Regions from separate parts of the Homo sapiens genome. Here region 2 is linked to region 1. A link is an interaction called in ENCODE POLR2A ChIA-PET data of the cell type or tissue named here. Cell type or tissue: Panc1. All regions are shown on one strand. Each heading gives the region's core, and the rest is flanking DNA. Links, peaks and the distances in the headings are about the cores only.

Region 1 (10,311 bases), core at 1,298-9,297:
GGGGAATAAGGGTGCATTTTCCTTTGACACAGCAATGCCACGTCTGTGAATTAGCCTAAAACTTAATCAAAGATGTAAAAAAAAATTCTATTACAAGAATGTTCATTCTCAGGGGATTTTTGTAAATAATGGTAAATGATCAGAAATAACCTAGACGCCCAATGATAATGAGCTGAATAAATAAACTTCCAAATTGAACACTGACCTTTAAAAAGCCTGCTAGAGGATAGGCGCGGTGGCTCACGCCTGTAATCCATGTGCTTTGGGAGGCCAAGGCAGGCAAATCATCTGAGGTCAGAAGTTCGAGACCAGCCTGGCCAACATGGTGAAACCCCGTCTCTACTAAAAATACAAAAATTAGCCGGGCATGGTGGCAGGTGCCTGTAATCCCACCAACTCGGGAGGCTGAGAAAGGAGAATCACTTGAATCCAGGAGGCAAAGGTTGCAGTGAGCCAAGATTGCACCACTGCACCCCAGCCTGGGCGAAAGAGTGAGACTCCATCTCAAAAATAAAAAGCCTGCTAGAGGCCGGGCATGGTGGCTCACGCCTGTAATCCCTGCACTTTGGGAGGCCAAGAAGGGTGGATCACGAGGTCAAGAGATCAAGACCATCCTGGCCAACATGGTGAAACCCCGTCTCTACTAAAAATACAAAAATTAGCTGGGTGTGGTGGCACGCACCTGTAGTCCCAGCTACTCAGGAGGCTGAGGCAGGAGACCTGCTTGAACCCGGGAAGCCGAAGTTGCAGTGAGCTGAGATCATGCCACTGCACTCCAACCTGGTGACAGAGCGAGACTCTGTCTTAAAAAAAAAAAAAAAAGCCTGCTAGAATCCAGGCAGGTCTGCTGATCCTTGACCACCAAAAACAAGCATCCCTCACCACCAAAAACAAGCATGTTACACGGGATGTTTACATTATGCTGTTAATGGAAAAAAACATAGTAAATACTGGGTAAAGAAAACCATTAAGCCTACACACATACACACACACACGACTTGCCATTGTTATACTCTATCAAATCTACATGAACACTGTATCAGTGAACACTAAACCACTGTTCCTAGGGGAAATGCAGACGTAGGTTCCTTCTAGCCTAACATCTTCCTCAACTGATCAATACATAATTTTGTTTTATGTATGCTTCTGTTCAGACATCATCTTCAATATATATTGCTGATTCACTAACACTGAACTCACAGCTGACAGCACTGTAACTCATGACTGAAGGGAACTTATCTAACATGTACATTTTCTCCATAAGGCACATTACGGCCTTCTTGCATTTAAGGAATACTAGACTGCACTTTAACATTATGCTTGTGGGCCATTTTAAACAGTGAAATCACCAACAAAAAGCACAAAATGAAAACTTATAAAACATAGAGAACATCACAGCAACACTGACAGTAATTTCTTTCCAAAGGAGACATGCTGTTTTTTCCCTGACAATGAAGAGTTGTTCCTACCCACAGACCAATGAATCATCCAACAGTAATACTGGGATGGCCATAGGCACCCAAGAAAACAAGATATTCCACTGAAGAAGTATGTACCCTGTCGCTTGCTGTAATCATTTCTGTAGTCTATTCAACAGATTCCTTTAGAAGATACTTGGTTCTGACTCATCCTCCTTTAGCCACATGCACCTCCCTGTTCATAAATGGACAGTCAGCTGCTCAACTGTCAGATAATCTCTACAGTCATTCAATCTTGTTTGCCTCTGAATCATAACTGGGTTGCATGTATGTGTAAAAATAGCTTCTTCTATAGTGATTTAATGTAATTTACCGATCATCTTACAGTCCAAAAGAGAAATCATAAAATGAAAAACTAAAGAAAGTGTCTGGAGGCCGGGTGTGGTGGCTCACACCTGTAATCCCAGCACTTTGGGAGGCCGAGGCAGATGGATCACGAGGTCAGGAGATCGAGACCATCATGGCTAACACAGTGAAACCCCATCTCTACTAAAAAAATACAAAAAAATCAGCTGGGCGTGGTGGCGGGCACCTACTCAGTAGGCTGAGGCAGGAGAATGGCGTGAACCCGGGAGGCGGAGCTTGCAGTGAGCCGAGATGCGCCACTGCACTCCAGCCTGGGCGACAGAGCGAGACTCCGTCTCAAAAAAAAAAAAAAAAAAAAAAAAAAAGAAAGTGTCTGGAATTCAATAGATTTAATACACTGTGTGTGTGTGCGTATACACATATAAATACATATTCAATAAATGGATACTAAACTCAGACTTCTGTTAAGAATAAATTAGACCCTCCAAAAAGTCATAAAAATGTATTAACTTGCCACCAATATGCTCTCCACATAATTATTTTAATTTGGTTTCACTGTATTTTTCTTTTCTTACATGAAAAGCTGAGCCAAGATAAATTCTGACTTTCACCCTTCAGTTGCAGCCATTTCCTCTGAAGTGATGTAAAGCAGTAAAAATCTACCAGCTAGATTCTCAGATAAAATGTACCCGATAAACAAGAAGAGGATACTAACAAAAAAGGAACATTTGTAGCACACACAAAAAAGAGCTCTTGGTGAAACCCTGTCTCTACTAAAAAAAAAAAAAAAAATACAAAAAATTAGCCAGGCGTGGTGGTGGGCACCTCTAGTCCCAGCTACGCGTGGGAGGCTGAGGCAGGAGAATGGCGTGAACCCGGGAGGCGGAGCTTGCAGTGAGGCGAGATCGCACCACTGCACTCCAGCCTGGGCGACAGAGCGAGACTCCGTCTCAAAACAAACAAACAAACAAAAAGCTCTGTTGAAATATAGTAGAAATTAAGACCCAATATAAGACTCTGAAGATAAAGTAGAGGAAATCTTCTGGAAGGTAGACCAAAAAGACAAAAGAGACAGTAAGAAAATAAGGTAACAGGATCATTCCTGTGGGTCTAACATCCAAATAGTAGATGTTCCAGAAAAGAATAGAAAAAATATAAGAAAGGAAGTCATCAATTAATATAAGAAAATTTCCTTACGAAGGACACAGCTGCCATACTGTAAAGGGCTGGCAAGTACCCTGCACAAGGAATGACTGTGGACCGACACTAGGTTACATCATAGATAAATACCAAAACATGGAGACAAAGATTTTACAAACTTCCAAAGACGGGGAAATTGGTCACAAACAGATCAGGAAACACAATGACTTCAGAGATTTTCAACTGCAACATTTAAACCAAGACAATGAAACAAGGCCTTCTTAACGAAAATAATCTCTAACCTCAAACTCTAGAACAAGACAAACTTACAATAAAGTATCGTAGAATAAAGACACTTCAAATATGCAACAACTCTGTTATCCACAAAGAGACCGTAAACCAAGAAACAGGAAGACAGAAAAACTGAAAAAGAAACAAAAAGAAAAAAACAAAAAAGCCCCTCACAGCAGAGGATGAACACAGAAATCAGTATGAAAGCAGTGCGCTGGATATAGAGGACAATCAGTCTAGATTGAAGAGATGGACATTCTGAGGATGGTCATCACCAAGATCCTGAGGGCAAAATGCTCATATATAAGCCTTCCCCACTGCTGGGACCAGCTAAGGACACTCATTTGAGCTGACAAAGGTGATGTGCTTTGACTCACTCCTGTGAAAAGAAGGTAGCTCTGGAATGAGACATCAATTTTGACAAAAGAAATTAAAAAAAAAAAAAAAGGATAAAAGAAGGTAGGTCATGGTGAGCCTAGAAGCAGAAAATACCAGAGCAGCTAACTCCCTCTGACCATATTCCTCCACATCTCCGGCACACGGTGAGCAATGGTTTCAGTGTGCCAGATGCCCTAACTCCAGTGTGAGCCCTAGGTTTCCCATAATCCACTCATGACTGTGCTCACAAGCTTCCCCAGGGAGGCTCTAAAAATTCACAGGGAAGCTGAATCCGGACTTGACCCTAAGATTCTGTTCAGCTCATCTTCTAGGAGCTGCATCTGAAAGTGACATTAGAAGGCTGGGTGCGGTGGCTCACGCTTGTAATCCCAGCACTTTGGGAGGCCGAAGAGTGTGGATCACAAGGTCAGGAGATCGAGACCAGCCTGGCTAACACAGTGACACCCCATCTCTACTAAAAATACAAAAAATTAGCCAGGTGTGGTGGTGAGGGGGCCCGTAGTCCCAGCTACTCGGGAGGCTGAGGCAGGAGAATGGCGTGAACCCAGGAGGCGGAGCTTGCAGTGAGCCGAGATCGCACCACTGCACTCCAACCTGGGTGACAGAGCAAGACTCCTCTCACCAAAAAAAAAAAAAAAAAAAAAGAGAGAAAGTGACATTAGAGTCCGTTGTTTACACTGCCCTGAAGTGTGTGCTTCCTAGTTTCATTTTTTTTAAAAACTAAACAATGCGTTATTTAGAGATATATGCACAGGAAATAAAATGACAAAGAAAAGTAAGGGAACAAATACATCAATCAGGATAGTGATTATTTTGTGGGGGGAGACGGGTTGAGGAAAAGAACTGTAAAGTTTTCTTTCTCTTTTTTTCTTTTTTTTTTTTTTGAGATAGCATCTTGCTCTGTGGTATGAACACGGCTCACTGCAGCCTTGATTTCCAGGACTCATTTTGAGATAGCATCTTGCTCTGTGGTATGAACACAGCTCACTGCAACCTTGATTTCCAGGACTCAAGGGATCCTCCTGCCTCAGCCTCCCAAGTAGCTGGGACTACAGGCCTGTATCACGACACCTGGCTAATTATTTTATTTTTTTGTAGAGATGGGGTCTCACTTTGTTGCCCGGGCTGGTCTGTAACTCCTGGGCTCAAGTAATCCTCCCTCCTTAACCTCTGAAAGTGCTGCAATTATAGGTGTGAGCCACCATACCTGGCCAACTGTGCAGGCAGTACTGTTCAACAGAAATATATAATGTGAATCACAAATGCAAGCCACATATGTAACTGTAAATTGTCTAGCAGGCATTTTTTTTTTTTTAAGAGACAGGGTCTCCCTCCTTCACCCAGGTTGGATTGCAGTGGCACCATCACAGCTCACTACAGCCTTGAACTCCTGGGCTCAAGCAAACCTCCCACTTCAGCCTCTCCAGGAGCTAGGACTACAGGCACACCCCACTATGCCCAGTCACTTAAAAAATGTTTTTATTTTTTAAGGATGGGGTCTCACTATGTTGACCAGGCTGGTCTCGGACTCCTGGCTTCATGCAATCTTCCCACCTTGGCCTCCCAAAGTGCTAGGATTACAGGCATGAGTAACTGCACTCGGCCTAGTAGGTATTTTTTAAAAAGTAAAAAGAGGTGAAATTAATTTTAATAATGTTACTTAACTCAAAACATCTAAAATTTTCAACATGGTATCAAGCAAGCAATATCTTGGGTCAGGCACAGTGGCTCACGCCTGCAATCCCAGCACTGCGGGAGGCTGAGGCAGGTGGATCACTTGAGCTCACAAGTTCGAGACCAGCCTGGGCAACATGGGAGGAGGGCTTGAGCCTGGGAGACAGAGGTTGCAGAGAGCTGAGATCGTGTCACGGCACTCCAGCTTGGGTGACAGAGCCAGAACTTGTCTCAAAATATATATATATATTCCTATTGCTATATATATGTATGCGTGTGTGTGTGTGTGTGTGTGTGTGTGTGTGTATACACATATATATATATGCCTGTAATCCCAGCTACTCAGGAGGCTGAGGCAGGAGAATAGCTTAAAACCCAGAAGGTGGAGGTTGCAGTGAGCCAAGATCACGCCACTGCGCTCCAGCCTGGGCAACAGAGCGAGACTCCAACTCAGAAAAAAAAAAACACAAAAAAAACACCAAAATCATATAATACATTTAACGTAGACTTGAAATAAGGCTCTCAGCTTAAACATTTTACCTATATATGTTGGTCATTTAGACATTTCTCACGTTTTACATAAACGTGGCAGGTTATGCTATTCATGATGACACTTAGAAAACTAATTTAGTTAAGTTGATAGAAATACATACAAAAACACACTGTGAAACAAACCCAGAAAAAATAATGAGTATAAAACTGGATCCATATATGTATGTGTGTGTGTACATATATATATATAGCAATATATTACATTATTTTGGATATATATTTTGGATATATATACATATATTTGGATCCATATATATATTACATTTTGGATCCATATAAATACATTACATTATTTTTGTTTTTCATACCAGGTTTCAAAATCTGGTTTGTGTTTTTTCACACATCACATGTGAATTCACACTAGCGACATTATAAGTGTTCAACAGCCACATGTGGATTGTATAATAGCTACCATACGGAACATCAGTCCTACTATACCTATGTTCCTTTTATTATTATTCCTAAAATGTACATGTTTTTATCTATTCTTTGTAAGACACATCTAACAAATGAAAAATAACTTAAAAGAATTCCTAAAAGGAAAATGCATCAAGTACAGTAGTCCCCGCTTAGCCACAGTTTTGCTCTCCATGATTTCAGTTACTCACAGTCAATCACGGTCCAAAAATATTATATGAAAAATTCCAGAAATAAACAATTCATAAGTTTTAAATTGCACTCCTTCTCTCCAGAGAGGTGAATCATCTCTTTGTCCAGCACATCCATGTTTTATAAGGAATGTGTCCATTAGTTACTTAGTGGCCATCCTGCTGCAGTATGGCAGTGCTTATGTTCAAATAACCTTAATTTTACATTGATTACTGTATATTGTTATTAGTGTTCCACTTTATTTTTTTAAACTTTTAGTTTTTTGGAGACAGGGTTTTGCTCTATTGCCCAGGCTAGAGTGTCATGGCTCAATCATAGTTCACTGTAGGCTCAAACTCCTAGGTTCAAGCAATTCTCCCACCTCAGCCTCCCAAATAGCTAGGACTACAGGTGCATGCCACCATACCCGGCTAATTTTTAAACTTTTTTGTACAGACAGGGTCTCATATTGCCCAGGCTGGTCTCAAACTCCTGGACTCAAGCAATCCTCCTGCCTTGGTCTCCCAAAACATTGAGATTATAGCTGTGAGCAGCCTTGCCCGGCCACGTTCTACTTTATTATTAGTTAAGGTTGTTAATCTCTTACTGTGCCTAATTTATAAACTAAACTTTATCATACGTATATATGTATATCTGTATAGGAAAAAAACAGCACATATATAGGATTTGGTACTATCAACAGTACAGGAATCCCTGAAAGTCTTAGAACGTTATATATACATATATATGTGTGTGTCTTAGAACATAATGCTATATATATTGACATATAATTTATATATTATATATTTATATATTATATATAATTTATGTGATATATATTACATATAAATATGTGATATATAAATTATATATATAACATATATTATATATATCACATATAATTTATATATGATATATTTATGATATATATATATCAGTAGAGTAACTTGGTGGACCAAAATAACTCTAAATAAGGCTTTGGAAGGTGGTATGTGGAGTTTGCATCAACTTACCTAATGATTACTTATTAGCAGTAGTGTAGTATGCAAAGAACAGACTTAGGGGTAAAAAATAAGTGGGTCTGGGTCCTGGCTGTACCAGGAAACAGATAATACGACTTTTGAAGGTTAACTTAGCCTCCTGGCCTCAGTTTCCTCAGCTGTAAAATCAAGCTATCACCAGATATGTTCTAAAATTAAACAGTTCTTCTATACAGTGCAGTATTAGGAGAATTAGTGATAATGTAAACCATCTAGCACAGTGTCCGGTGGTAGTGATCACCATAAAAACTGCTTTGCAGTTCTCAAAAAGCATTTAAAATGGTTCATGGGAGGCCAAAGTGGAAGGATCACTTGAACCCAGCCAGGAGTTCGAGACCACCCTAAGCAACATAGTGAGACCCCATCTCTACAAAAAGTAAAACAAAAAAAAACAGCTGGTGCGGTGGCATGTGCCTACAGTCCCAGTGAGGTGGAAGAATCGCTTGAGCCTGGGAGGTTGAAGCTGCAGTGAGCCATGGTTGTGCCATTGCATTCCAGCTTGGGAGACAGAGTCTGTCTCAAAAATAAACAGAATGGGGCCGGGCGCGGTGGCTCACGCTTATAATACCAGCACTTTGGGAGGCCAAGGTGGGCAGATCACCTGAGGTCAGGAGTTCGAGACCAGCCTGGCCAACATGGTGAAACCGTCTCTACTAAAAGTACAAAAATCAGCCGGGTGTGGTGGCAGGCTCCTGTAATCCCAGCTACTCAGGAGGCTGAGGCAGGAGAATAGCTTGAATCCGGGAGGCGGAGGTTGCAGTGTGCCGAGATTGCGCCACTGCACTCCAGCCTGGCAGACAAGAGACTCTGTCTCAAAATAAGTAAATAAATAAAAAATAAATAAAATGGTTCAGAGTTCTGAAATACTCACAAATTACATAATGGTGATGGTTGTGAATATATTAAAAACCACTCAGTGGCCAGGCGCGGTGGCTCACACCTGTAATCCCAGCACTTTATGAGGCCGAGGTGGGTAGATCACCTGAGATGAGGAGTTCAAAACTAGCCTGACCAACATGGAGAAACCCTGTCTCTACTAAAAATACAAAAAATTAGCCAAGCATGGTGGCACATGCCTGTAATCCCAGCTACTCGGGAGGCTGAGGTAGGGAATTGCATGAACCCGGGAGGTGGAGGTCGTGGTGAGCTGAGATGGCGCCATTGCACTCCAGTCTGGACAACAAGAGTGAAACTCCATCTCAAAAAAAAAAAAAAGAAAAAAAAAAAAAAGGCTAGACACGGTGGCTCACAAGGTCAAGAGATCGAGACCATCCTGGCTAACATGGTGAAAACCCGTCTCTACTAAAAAAATACAAAAAAATTAGCCAGGCGTGGTGGCGGGCTCCTGTAGTCCCAGCTACTCGGGAGGCTGAGGCAGTAGAATGGCATGAACCCGGGAGGCAGAGCTTGCAGTGAGCTGAGATCATGCCACTGCACTCCAGCCTCGACAACAGAGCGAGACTCTGTCTCAAACAAACAAACAAAAAACACCATTCAGTTGTGTAATTGGTGAATTAAGATGCTGACTTTCGTTTCAATTTTTAACTTCATGTAATATCTTATTTTAATATTTTATAAATAGCTTTTAAAAAAGTGAGTATAGTCTCACTGAGAATATGTGTCAGGAAGAACCAAAAAGCTCAATTCTCTCCCCTGGTCAACTGCCTGAATTTTCTTTTTTTCTTCATATCCAATGTTTTCATACAGAATATTCAGGATGGATATTTTAACCTTGGCCAATACATTTAAGGAAAATAAAAAATGTTTTAGGGGTTTTTTTTGTTATTTGTTTGTTTGGAGATGGAGCCTTGCTCTGTCACCCAGGCTGGAGTGCCGTGGTGCGATCTCTGCTCACTGCAACCTTTGCCTCCCAGGCCCAAGCAACTCTCCCACCCCAGCCTCTCTCAAGTAGCTGGAACCAGAGGCATGCGACACCACGCCTGACCAATTTCTGCATTTTTATTTTTATTTTTTTTGAGATGGAATTTTGTTCCCAGGCTGGAGTGCAGTGGCGCGATCTTGGCTCACTGCACCCTCTGCCTCCCAGGTTCAAGTGATTCTCCTGCCTTAGCCTCCCGAGCAGCTGGGACCAGAGGCACCCACCACCATGCCCAGCCAATTTTTGCATTCCTAGTAGAGACGGGGCTTCACCATGCTGGCCACGCTAGTCTTGAACTCCTAACCCCAGGCGATCCACCCGCCCTGGCCTTCCAGAGCACTGGGACCAAAGGCACGAGCCACGGCACCTGACCCAGTAAAAAAATGGCCAAGAAATGTTCTGGATAGCAAAGGGATGGATAGAAACTCAGGACTAAAAAGCTGGTGTGAATAAATATCCTAAAAAAAAAATTTAAAGGGTTCTCCCAAATGGCTCATTACTTAGAACACTGTTCTGCAAACAGGGCCACACGATTATTAGAAACTATCATTGTTATTATATGGAACAAACTTTGAACATCTATGATATGGGCAGATTTGTTTATTTGAAAACATCTACATTCTTCTAATGTAAATGTCGAAGTCACAAGTTTCTAGGCCATCCTTTTGTTTTAATCTGAAGATTAACCTGTCTTTACATCTGAAGTTTTAAAACACAAAAAGGCTCAGTACTGACTGCATACATGGGTAAAAGGTTTTTCATCCACAAAAACAACCTGCCAACCATCCCCAGACTCAGCCCTTTCCCTCTTAGGTACAGCCTGCATTAGAGTCCTGAAAGCACAGCAATACTGCCAAGAGGCACGTTTTATTTTTTTAAATAGTTTCCACACATGGCATTGAAGACATTTCAAATGGTATTTATTTATTGAGACAGAGTCTTGCTGTGTTGCCCAGGCTACAGT
Region 2 (10,311 bases), core at 925-8,924, 64 kb before region 1:
CAGGAGATCGAGACCATCCTGGCTAATGGGGTGAAAACCTGTCTCTACTAAAAATACAAAAAAAAAAAAAAAAATTAGCTGGGTGTGGTGGTGGGCGCCTGTAGTCCCAGCTACTCGGGAGGCTGAGGCAGGAGAATGGCGGGTGAACCCAGGAGGCGGAGCCTGCAGTGAGCCGAGATTGTGCCACTGCACTCTAGCCTAGGCGACAGAGCGAGACTCCATCTCAAAAAAAAAAAAAGAAACCCCTGCCCACTCCTACAAGTCCCCTGTTCTGTCATAGGCACCACATGCCCACTCCTACAAGTCTCCTGTTCTGTCATAGGCACCACATGAATACTCAAGCACTTGCTTGGAGATTAAGCATGTCTTCTATCAGATCCCTCAAATGAGGGTCTCACTAGGCTGGTAGAGGGGTACAACATGGCAGAATGTAATCTCTGGGTATAGGTAACAGGCCCAATTCTGACTGTGCTCCAAGTCAAACTGAGAAGCCTCTCAGAAATTTTGCCTACCTACAATTTACAACATTCTTCATGTCAGAAATAAGCTGTCATTTGCTTTAGGATCTGAAACTAATTGGAACTGAAATAATCAAACTAGTACTCAAAGGGTCTCAGAAAAGTCACTGGGGACATCCTTTAGCCTCTGTAGGCTCAAAACTATTCCCTGAGGCTTGTGACACACAGGACACCACAAAGGCTGTTCAACATGGCAGCACATGGTCTGTGTCACAGAACTGCAGGTTTCAGAGAATTCAGTGGTGGGAAGATTGCTCTTTGAGAGAGATAAAGGGGTGAATTATATCTGTTTCCTTTCAAATCTGGTATGCCGTGCTAGCTAGAGATCTGCACTGCAAAAATCCTGAACACAAACTAACCAACAAAAGCAGAAAAGACAATTTTAAACACGGAAGTGGAAGGTAAGCACTCTAAAAGACCAGAGACAGCCTCTGAAGCGACCTACCACTGAAAAGTCCCTGTTTAAGGGCCTGTAGGCAAGTTGAGCACAGACAAAACAAAGGTTCAATTACTACCGCTCTTCCAAACCTAGCTGTACTAGATAATCAAGAGCAGAAGTTTCAGAATCAAAGAAAAGGTACTTGATAACTGGCTGGTGCTAGAGATTCTCCCATTCGAACACAGCTATCCTTGCCAGTCAGCCTATCCCAAAGCATCAGCTCTGGAAGTGACTCACTACCGAGGGATGCTATTTCAATAAACAAATCAGCCACCACTCACCTGTTCACTGTAGAGAACCTGGACGTTTTTGATGATGCGACAGTGCTTCTGAAGAATGGCTACTGCCTGAGCCAGAGGCATTCCTGAAATAAAGCAAGACACCTATGTGGTTATTTTGGCTATCCATCTATTGACATCTACCACTTCACTAGGCACTGGTCCCTGCAGTAAAGCCTGGGGATGTTTGGGGGCTACTAAGGTCTACAGATACATGAGTAAATAAGAGTTCAATAAGCAGTAAGAGCTACAATAATGTTAAGCAGCAAGCACTAAGAGAATACTTGGACGGTGCACAGGTGTCCAACTCTTTGAATGCAAGGACTCTTTTGCTTATCTGTGGTGGTGGATATCACAAAAATCATGCATGGGCCGGGCGTGGTGGCTTATGCCTGCAATCCCAGCACTTTCGGAGGCCAAGGTGGGAGGATCACTTGAGGTCAGGCATTTGAAACCAGCCTAGCTAACATGGTAAAACTCTGACTCTACTAAAAAAAAAAAAAAAAAAAAATTAGCCAGGCGAGGTGGCTGCCCTTGTAGTCCCAGCTACCCGGGAGGCTGAGGCAGGAGAAATGCTTGAACCCAGGAGGCGGAGGTTGCAGTGAGCCAAGATCACGCCACTGCACTCGGCCTGGGCAACAGAGCAAAACTCTGTCTATAAAAAAAAAAAAAAAAGATGCGTATGATGCATGGACCCTTTTTACATTTTTATTTTTTTTAAGCTCATTAACTATCATTAGTGTTAGTCTATTTTATGTGTGGCTCAAGACAATTCTTCTTCCAATGTGGCCCAGGGAAGCCAAAAGGTTGGACATGCATGGAAGGGGATGGGAGGCAGTGAATATACAAAAAGTCTTCCTGGAAACAGGGACCTCCACACTGATCTGACACAGACAAGCGCTCAGAGAAAGCAAAGTAAGTATGAATCAAAGAACCAAGCAAGAAAAGCACTGACTGCATAATTCTGCAGACCCAGGTTTTGGTCCTCACTCTGCCATGGCTTAGATATGACCTGAGATAGGTCCTTTCTCTTCCTTTCTGGCACCTGTCTCTGCATCTCTGAAATGAAGGCCTATTAGAGTACATGACTTATAAGGAACAATTTTAAAAGTTTAAAATCAGGACTGGGTGTGGTGGCTCATGCCTGTAATCCCAACACTTTGGGAGGGCAGGGCAGGAGGATCGCCTGAGGCCAGGAATTTAAGACCAGCCTGGGAATATAGTAAGATCCTGTCTCTACAAAAAGTAAAAAAATTAGCTGGGCATGGTGGGATATGCCGGGACTACTCTAGGTCCTGGGGTGGCTAAGGTGAGAGGATTGCTTCGGCCCAGGAGGTTGATCCTGCAGTGAGCCATGATAAGTGCTACTGTGCTCCCGCCTGGGTGACAGACAAGACCCTATCTCAAAAAAAAAAAAAAAAAAAAAAAAAAGTTTAAGATCACTCATCCACCAGAATCAATGAATCAACTTATTTTACCAAGGATTTCACTGGATTTTTACTTAAAATCCCACAAATATCTAGTTCTTTTTATTTTTTATTTAATTTAAAAATAGCGACAAGGGGCCAGGCCCGGTGGCTCACACCTGTAATCCCAGCACTTTGGGAGGCCGAGATGGGCAGATCATCAGGTTAGAAGTTCAAGACCAACCTAGCCAACGTGGTGAAACCCTGTCTCCATTAAAAATGCAAAAATTAGCCAGGCATGGTGGCACACACCTGTAGTCCCAGCTACTCTGGAGGCTGAGGCAGGAGAACTGCTTGAACTCAGGAGGCAGAGGTTGTAGTGAACCGAGATAGCGCCACTGCACTCCAGCCTGGGAGACAGAGCAAGACTCTGTCTCAAAAAAAAAAAAAAAAAAAAAAAGCAACAGGGGCAGGGTACGGTGGCTCATGCCTATTAAAATACAAAAAAATTAGCTAGGCAGCCAGGTGCAGTGGCTCACGTCCGTAATCCCAGCACTTTGGGAGGCCGAGGAGGGCAGATCACGAGGTCAGGAGATCGAGACCATCCTGGCTAACATGGTGAAAGCCCATCTCTACTAAAAAAGAAAAAAAAAAAAAAAAAAAAAAAATTAGCCGGGCGTGGTGGCGGGCGCCTGTAGTCCCATAGTTACTTGGGAGGCTGAGACAGGAGAATGGCATGAACCTGGGAGGTGGAGCTTGCAGGGAGCCAAGATTGCGCCACTGCACTCCAGCCCGGGCTACAGAGCGAGACTCTATCTCAAAAAAAAAAAAAAAAATCAGCCAGGCATGATGGTGTGCCCCTGTCATCCCAGCTACTCAGGAGGCTGAGGTGAAAGGATGGCTTGAGCTTGGGAGGTGGAGGCTGCACTCTGGCCTGGGTGACAGAGCCAGGTGCTGTCTCAGGAGGAAAAAAAAAAAAAAAGCAACAGGGCGAGGCATTCCTGAATATCTCTTTTTTTTTTTTTGAGACGCAGTCTGAAGTCTCGCTCTGTTGTCCAGGCTGGAGTGCAATGGTGCGATTTCCGCTCACTGCAAGCTCCGCCTCCTGGGTTCACGCCATTCTCCTGCCTCAGACCACAGGCTCCCGCCACCACGCCTGGCTAATTTTTTGTATTTTTTAGTAGAGACAGGGTTTCACCATGTAAGCCAGGATGGTCTCGATCTCCTGACCTCGTGATCCACCGCCTCGGCCTCCCAAAGTGCTGGGATTACAGGCATGAGCCACTGTGCCCGGCCTGAATATCTAACTCTTAACACTTGGTTCTTTAACTCATGGCCCATTATAAGCAGATTTACATATGCCTCCAGTTTAAGTAATCCAAATTCCAATGACATCTCCAACAGTCTAAGGACTCACTGAGACCACCAAAAAGTTTGTTTCCAGGCTGGGCGCGGTGGCTCACACCTGTAATCCCAGCACTTTGGGAGGCCGAGGCAGGCGGATCACGAGGTCAGGAGTTTGAGACCAGCCTGGCCGGCTTGGTGAAACCCTGTCTCCACTAAAAATACAAAAAAAAAAAAAAAAAAAAAAATTAGCTGGGCATGGTGGTGTGTGCCTGTAGTCCCAGCTACTCAGGAAGCTGAGTCAGGAGAATTGCTTAAACCTGGCAGGCAGAAGTTGCAGTGAGCTGAGATCGTGCCACTGCGCTCCAACTTTGGCGACAGAGTGACACTCCGTCTCAAAAAAAAAAGTTTGTTTCCAGAGTCCATTATAATTTAAACAAGAAGAAACACACATAGAGACAGGTCCTGGGCAATCAAAAAACAAAGACTCATAGTTTAATGAATACAAAAACAATGTATCTGCTGTTCACCACTCTCTGGATCCCTTGTACCCTGCTCAGAGCTAACCACCCAGTGACTGGTTTTGTTTTGTTTTTTTGAGACACAATCTCACTGTGTCACCCAGGCTGGAGTGTAGTGGTGCAATCTTGGCTCACTGAAACCTCTGTCTCCCAGGCTCAAGAGATACTCCCACCTCAGTCTCCTGAGTAGCTGGGACTACAGGCATGTGCCACCACAACTGGCTAACTTTTAAATTTTTGGTAGAGACTAGGTCTCACTGTGTTGCCCAGACTGGTCTTGAACTCCTGGGCTCATGTAATCCTCCCACCTCCGCTTTCTAAAGTGCTAGAATTACAGGTGTGAGCCACCGCACGTGGCCAATACAGTGACTATTGAATAAATATTTACTGAGTGGGACTGATGGATTGTAGAGTGGGTGACAAGAGAAAGGAAGGAAAAGGGACCATGGCTTCATCCGATGGCAGTCAGTTCACATTTAAATCAGTTGGCCTCCAGGTCAAAGAGATGCGATATGCAAAAAAGAGCTGACAAATGAAGAATTAATTAGAAGGTAAAAAGCTCATGGCTCATCTACATTTAAACAATCTGATTCTACCCTCATCTGAGAGGCCATTCTTCAGTCTGAAGAAAGTTGAAGGCAATCATCACAAGGCTGACTTATAATCTTTAAAAAAGCACTTTTCAGCCTTCCATAGCATAAAACCTGGCCCACAGTAGGGACTCAATAAATGTTTGAGAATATGAACAAGCTGGATGCATCCCTCACCTTTGCCATTCCTAAATGGAGGAACATCTATGCTGTCATTCCCAGGAGGAATGGACAAACATCCACGTGCAGAAGACAGAGAAACTCAGTTAGTTAGATGTCAAGAAAGAGGAAGGCCGCATGGCTTCTCTGATCCACGTGGCACATGCCAGTTTCTTTTTCTTTTTTTCAAAGAGACGGGGTCTTGCTATGCCACCCAGGCTGGCCTCAAACTCCTGAGCTCAAGCTATCCTCCCGTCTCGGCCTCCCAAAATGCTGGGATTATAGACATGAGCCACCGCTCCCAGCCCATGCCAGTTTCTTGAGGGAGGATTCCATTTACCACATCAAAGGATGTCTCAGCATCTTAGGATCTTAGGATCCTGAGTCACCCAGGGAGAAACTCACCCAGAGGAGACGAAGCAGCCATGGTGACTGGTCATCACACAGCTACTGGTAAAGGAGGGCTACGAAAGATCTCTAAAGGGAACTAACTATATGAATGGCAAAGAAACAGGAGCACTATCCCAGCTCTAACAGAATGGTCAGCCTTCTAAACCGCACAAATCTTTGTCTCACAGATCTCAGCACTTGCCTGCTTATAACCTCTCAATGGCTTCCCATTGCAGGCAGATAAAACCCAAACACCATGTCATCACCAAAGGCCCTGAATATTCTGGATCTTACCCATCTATATCTTCTTTCCACTGTTCACCCTTTGTTACTTGCACACGTCAAGCTCCTTCTCACCTCAGGCTTCTGAATTAGCTCTTGTTGCTGCTGGAATCTGGAATGCTCTACCCAAAGCTGCCTCTTGTTCGCACTTTAGGTCTTGGTCACACCTCACTTCCCTCACTGCCTTATTCAATGAAGCCTCTCATACCATTTATTTATCTGTTAGTCTCCCTTATATCCTCACAGAGGTAGGACCTTGTCTGTCTTGTTCACCTCAATACCTCCCAGCACCCAATCACTGTGCCTGGCACAGCTGTAGGTGGTCATGCACATCTGTGAAACAAAGCAATTAGGTAGAACACTTAGGTCCTATACCACGAATCCTGTTGACCACCCTCCTTCTCTTGAACTCCTATTGTCTCTCCACCAATACTACTCTCCTCTAACTTTTCCAAGTCTCTCCAATAGGCTATGTTTCTTCTGCTCATCCCTGGTTCAACTAACCACCCAGTTTCTGACTCATATCTCCATCTGTTTTCTGTATACATCTAAAGGCAAATAAAAGCCAACAGATTAAAAGTGATCTTTTCATCTTCTCTGTATTCTAGGTCTCAATATCTATGTCCAACATCATACAGAGTTTCTCAAGTCAGAAACCTCTAGATTCCTCCTTCTTCCCCACCTCTCCAAATCCAGTTCTTCCTAAACGAAAGCCCACAATACACTTCACTAATACATATCCTTTTTTCCACAGATTTGCACAGATTCCAACACAAAGTATCCTTGATAGTATCCCAGGCAGCTATAACCAAACAGAATTGGGACTCTGGGAAATCCATTTTCTTCTTCTACCAGTACATCATGCTCTAATTATAATACCAAATTGCTTATAGTTCCCTGCACACATCATCTACCTTTTCTCCTGTGGTTTTTTTTTTTTTTCTTCTTTCATTCGACTGGAAGATTTCCAGCTCCTGTTGTTTGGCAGGAAGCCTTCTCTGAACCCCTAGGTCAGGTCAAGTCCCTTCTTCTTCCCCTCCACAGTACCCTATACATCTTCTACTTGATTATAATAAAAGGAACTATTTCTATAATCCCTCTCTATCACTAGACTAAGCTCTTCAGGGAATAAGATCATTTCTTTTTTTTTAAATTTTTATTTATTTATTTTTTATTTAAATAGAGACAGGGTCTCACTATGTTACCTAGGCTGGTCTCAAACTCTTGGCTCAAGTGATCCCCTCACCTCAGCCTCCCAAAGTACAAGCATGAGTCACTGTGCACTGTTTATTTTCAATGTTTGTGAGCAGAGTTCACAGAGGTAGATGATGCCTTCAACACAGTGAGCCTTCAGTCTCTGTGGAACAAGGTAATCTCGGAGAAGGTATTTTCTTCACTGACCCTTTAAATCTACCTTTTTTAGTCCCTTTCAAGACTAATTTCAAAAACAAATTCAGAGACTTGCCTCTGCATCAATACATTCTGCAACTCTCATTGAAAACATTTCAGGGCCCGGCACAAATGCTCATGCCTCCCAGCACTTTGGGAGCCGAGACGGGAGGATCACTTGAAGTCAGGAGTTCGAGACCAGCCTGGTCAACATCGTGAAACCCCATCTCTACTAAAAGTAAAAAATTACCTGGTGTGCGCAAGCCTATAATCGCAAGAGGCAGAAGTTGCAGTGAGCCAAGATCACGCCACTGCACTCCAGCCTGGGCGACAGAGTAAGACTCTGTCTCAAAAAAAAAAAAAAAAGAGGCTGGGTGCGGTGGCTCACGCCTGTAATCCCAGCACTTTGGGAGGCCGAGGTGGGCGGATCACGACGTCAGGAGATCAAGACCATCCTGGCTAACACGGTGAAACCCTGTCTCTGCTAAAAATACAAAAAATTAGCTGGGCGTGGTGGCGGGCGCCTGTAGTCCCAGCTACTTGGGAGGCTGAGGCAGAAGAATGGCATGAACCTGGGAGGTGGAGCTTGCAGTGAGCCAAAATCACGCTACTGCACTCTAGCCTGGGCAACAGAGTGAGACACCGTCTCAAAAAAAAAAAAAAAAGAAAAAGAAAAAAAGAAAACAAAACATTTCAAATCTGCACTGCCTTTACTCCACTGCTGGTCAAATCATCAGTGACATTCATATTCACAGAGATTCTGCTTGGCCTAGGTTTTCCTTTCCCTGTGTTGCTCGCATTTCCCTAATCATCCAACATTATACAACCAGGAAGGCAGCCAAGGAGCTGCCAGGATGCAGCTTCCCATTGTGATGCCAGGCAGATAATTGCATCTGCATTTGCACAGATTCCAATAAGAAACCTGGTGACAAAGTTGAGTCCACTTTCAGAAGGAAAGAGCAGTGGCATGCAGGATATGCCTGTTTGGCGACTTTTGTTTATCATCTCTCTCTCTGAGCCTGTCCCTCACCTGGCAAAAAGAGATAACAACACCTATCTTACAAGCCTGTGGTGGCAAGAGGTAAGTTCTTCCTGGTTCACTAGCCTAGGCATGTAATTCTAAAGCAGATTCCCTTCCGAGACCTATCCCTACCTAACAGCCCCAAATGTAGTTTGGACGTGTTCAGGGTGGGGGAGGAGATTGACAGAGGTGGAAAATGACTTTCCATTTTTAAAGTCTGATAAAGTTAAATTAACACCATCTCTCAGGCAGACACCATGTAAAAATGAATTTTAAGACCCAAGGGAATCATGAAGCCTCTGGGCCAGTCTATGAGCTTCCCCCTAAAATTCAATTCTTGACCCAATATACAGAAATGCCCTTCTCACTGTTTTTGGTTGCTATTTAGACAGTTTGTAAGAACTGTGTAAACCCTTGATTCCTGGGAAACTAGCAGAGCTAGGAGTCAGGGTTAGGGTATCAAAACAACAGCTGAGAGAAGCCTTGCTCTCTCACTCAGTTTTCTGGAAATCCTCATCTCAATTAATATCCTAGTAACTACTTTTTTTTTTTGTCTCCTTGAGACAGGGTCTCTCTCTGTCACCCAGGATCACGCCCAGTGGTGTGATCATGACCCACGGCAGCCTTGACCTCCCAGCCTCAAGTGATCCTTCCATCTCAGCCTCCCGAGTAGTTAAGACTACAGGCCTGGCTTTTTTTTTTTTTTTTTTTTTTGGTAGAAACGAGGTCTCACTATGTTGCCTAGGCTGGTCTTGAACTCCTGGCTTCAAGCTATCCTCCTGTCTCAGCTTCCCAAAGTGTTGGGATTACAGCCATGAGTTACTGCACCCAGTCCCTACCACTGCTTTTGACCAAGGGACTCTGAATACTTGTACCACCAAGAGATCCACAACCTAGTCACACTACTAAGCACAGTTTGAAGCTATGGTTGTGGTTTTTATCCAGCCGTGGGAGGATCTTGCTTGGGTAGAAGCTGTCAAGGAGAGGGGAGGAAAGGAGTTAACCAGAAGCCAAACAGCATTAGCATGGTATCACCAGCCTTCCAACCAAGCTCTTAGTGCTTCACGAGAGAATGGAGCATTTTGTACCAGCTAATATTTTGGAAAGAACTCTGCAGGAGTGGTGTTAAGTTATGAAAGAATTTGGCCAACTCCCCTAAATTAAACCGGCTTTTATGGTTGGGCATGGTGGCTCACACCTGTAATCCTAGCACTTTGGGAGGCCAAGGCGGATCACTTGAAGTCAGGAGTTCGAGACCAGCCTAGCCAACATGGCGAAACCCAATCTCTACTAAAAATACAAAAATTAGCCGGGTGTGGTGGCAGACGCCTGTAATCCCAGCTACTAGTAGGGAGGCTGAGGCAAGAGAATTGCTTGAACCCGGGAGGCAGAGGTTGCAGTGAGCCGATATTGTGCCACTGCACTCCAACCTGGGCAACAGAGTGACTCTGTCTTAAAACAAAACACCAACAACAAAAACTAGCTCTTACAACACACAGGACATATGTAGCCACTAAGCATCAGCAGGGCCTTACCAGCAATCTGTACCACCTGGTTTCTCCAACACACTGTCTCCACAGACATAAGTCTTCCAGAGTCAAGGATAATTTATAATCCAATGGAGCAGCTGATTTAGTCCAGTAGCTCACACTAGAGTGACTAAAGTTCAGGCCTGCACAAACAAACAGCACCAACACCTACCCCACCCCCTTTTCTTAGTGCTGGGACATCAAAGTAAACACACAGGGGTTACTGAATGCAAACATCCTTGTACACATAAAAGTAGTGATGCTGGAAATGGAGAGGGTGAAGGGAGAAGGCTGGGCCAGCAAACCCCAAAACGACCAAACTGCATTTTTTAGAAACTAAATGTTACTTCTCCCTAACTCCTATTTCATCCAACCTTCACCTGTCACAACTGAGGTCTGGGTTTAGGATTACAGCATCCGATACAGACTATATTTCAAAAGAGAG

Evidence for each region. Peaks named below come from ENCODE experiments on the same cell type or tissue, not always from the same donor. Only the 100,000 strongest peaks of a DNase experiment are listed, where the experiment ranks them.
Region 2: POLR2A ChIA-PET joins it to region 1 with 24 read pairs; 10 of 35 experiments call an interaction of 5 or more read pairs at or near these places.

The regions. Positions count from the first base shown.
Region 1 is chr16:67,047,196-67,057,506 of GRCh38, reverse strand. The region is part of intron 3 of CBFB (core-binding factor subunit beta); the gene reads right to left. Among named protein-coding and RNA genes, the nearest start is that of CBFB, 23 kb to the right of the region's middle. In Panc1, for the core only: no CTCF peak of the experiment used is centred there; a DNase peak (open chromatin) is centred at 1,586.
Region 2 is chr16:67,111,122-67,121,432 of GRCh38, reverse strand. It overlaps PHAF1 (phagophore assembly factor 1), which reads right to left. Exons shown (of 16, transcript NM_025187.5): 2 at 1,239-1,321. Among named protein-coding and RNA genes, the nearest start is that of PHAF1, 6.3 kb to the right of the region's middle. In Panc1, for the core only: no CTCF peak of the experiment used is centred there; a DNase peak (open chromatin) is centred at 5,632.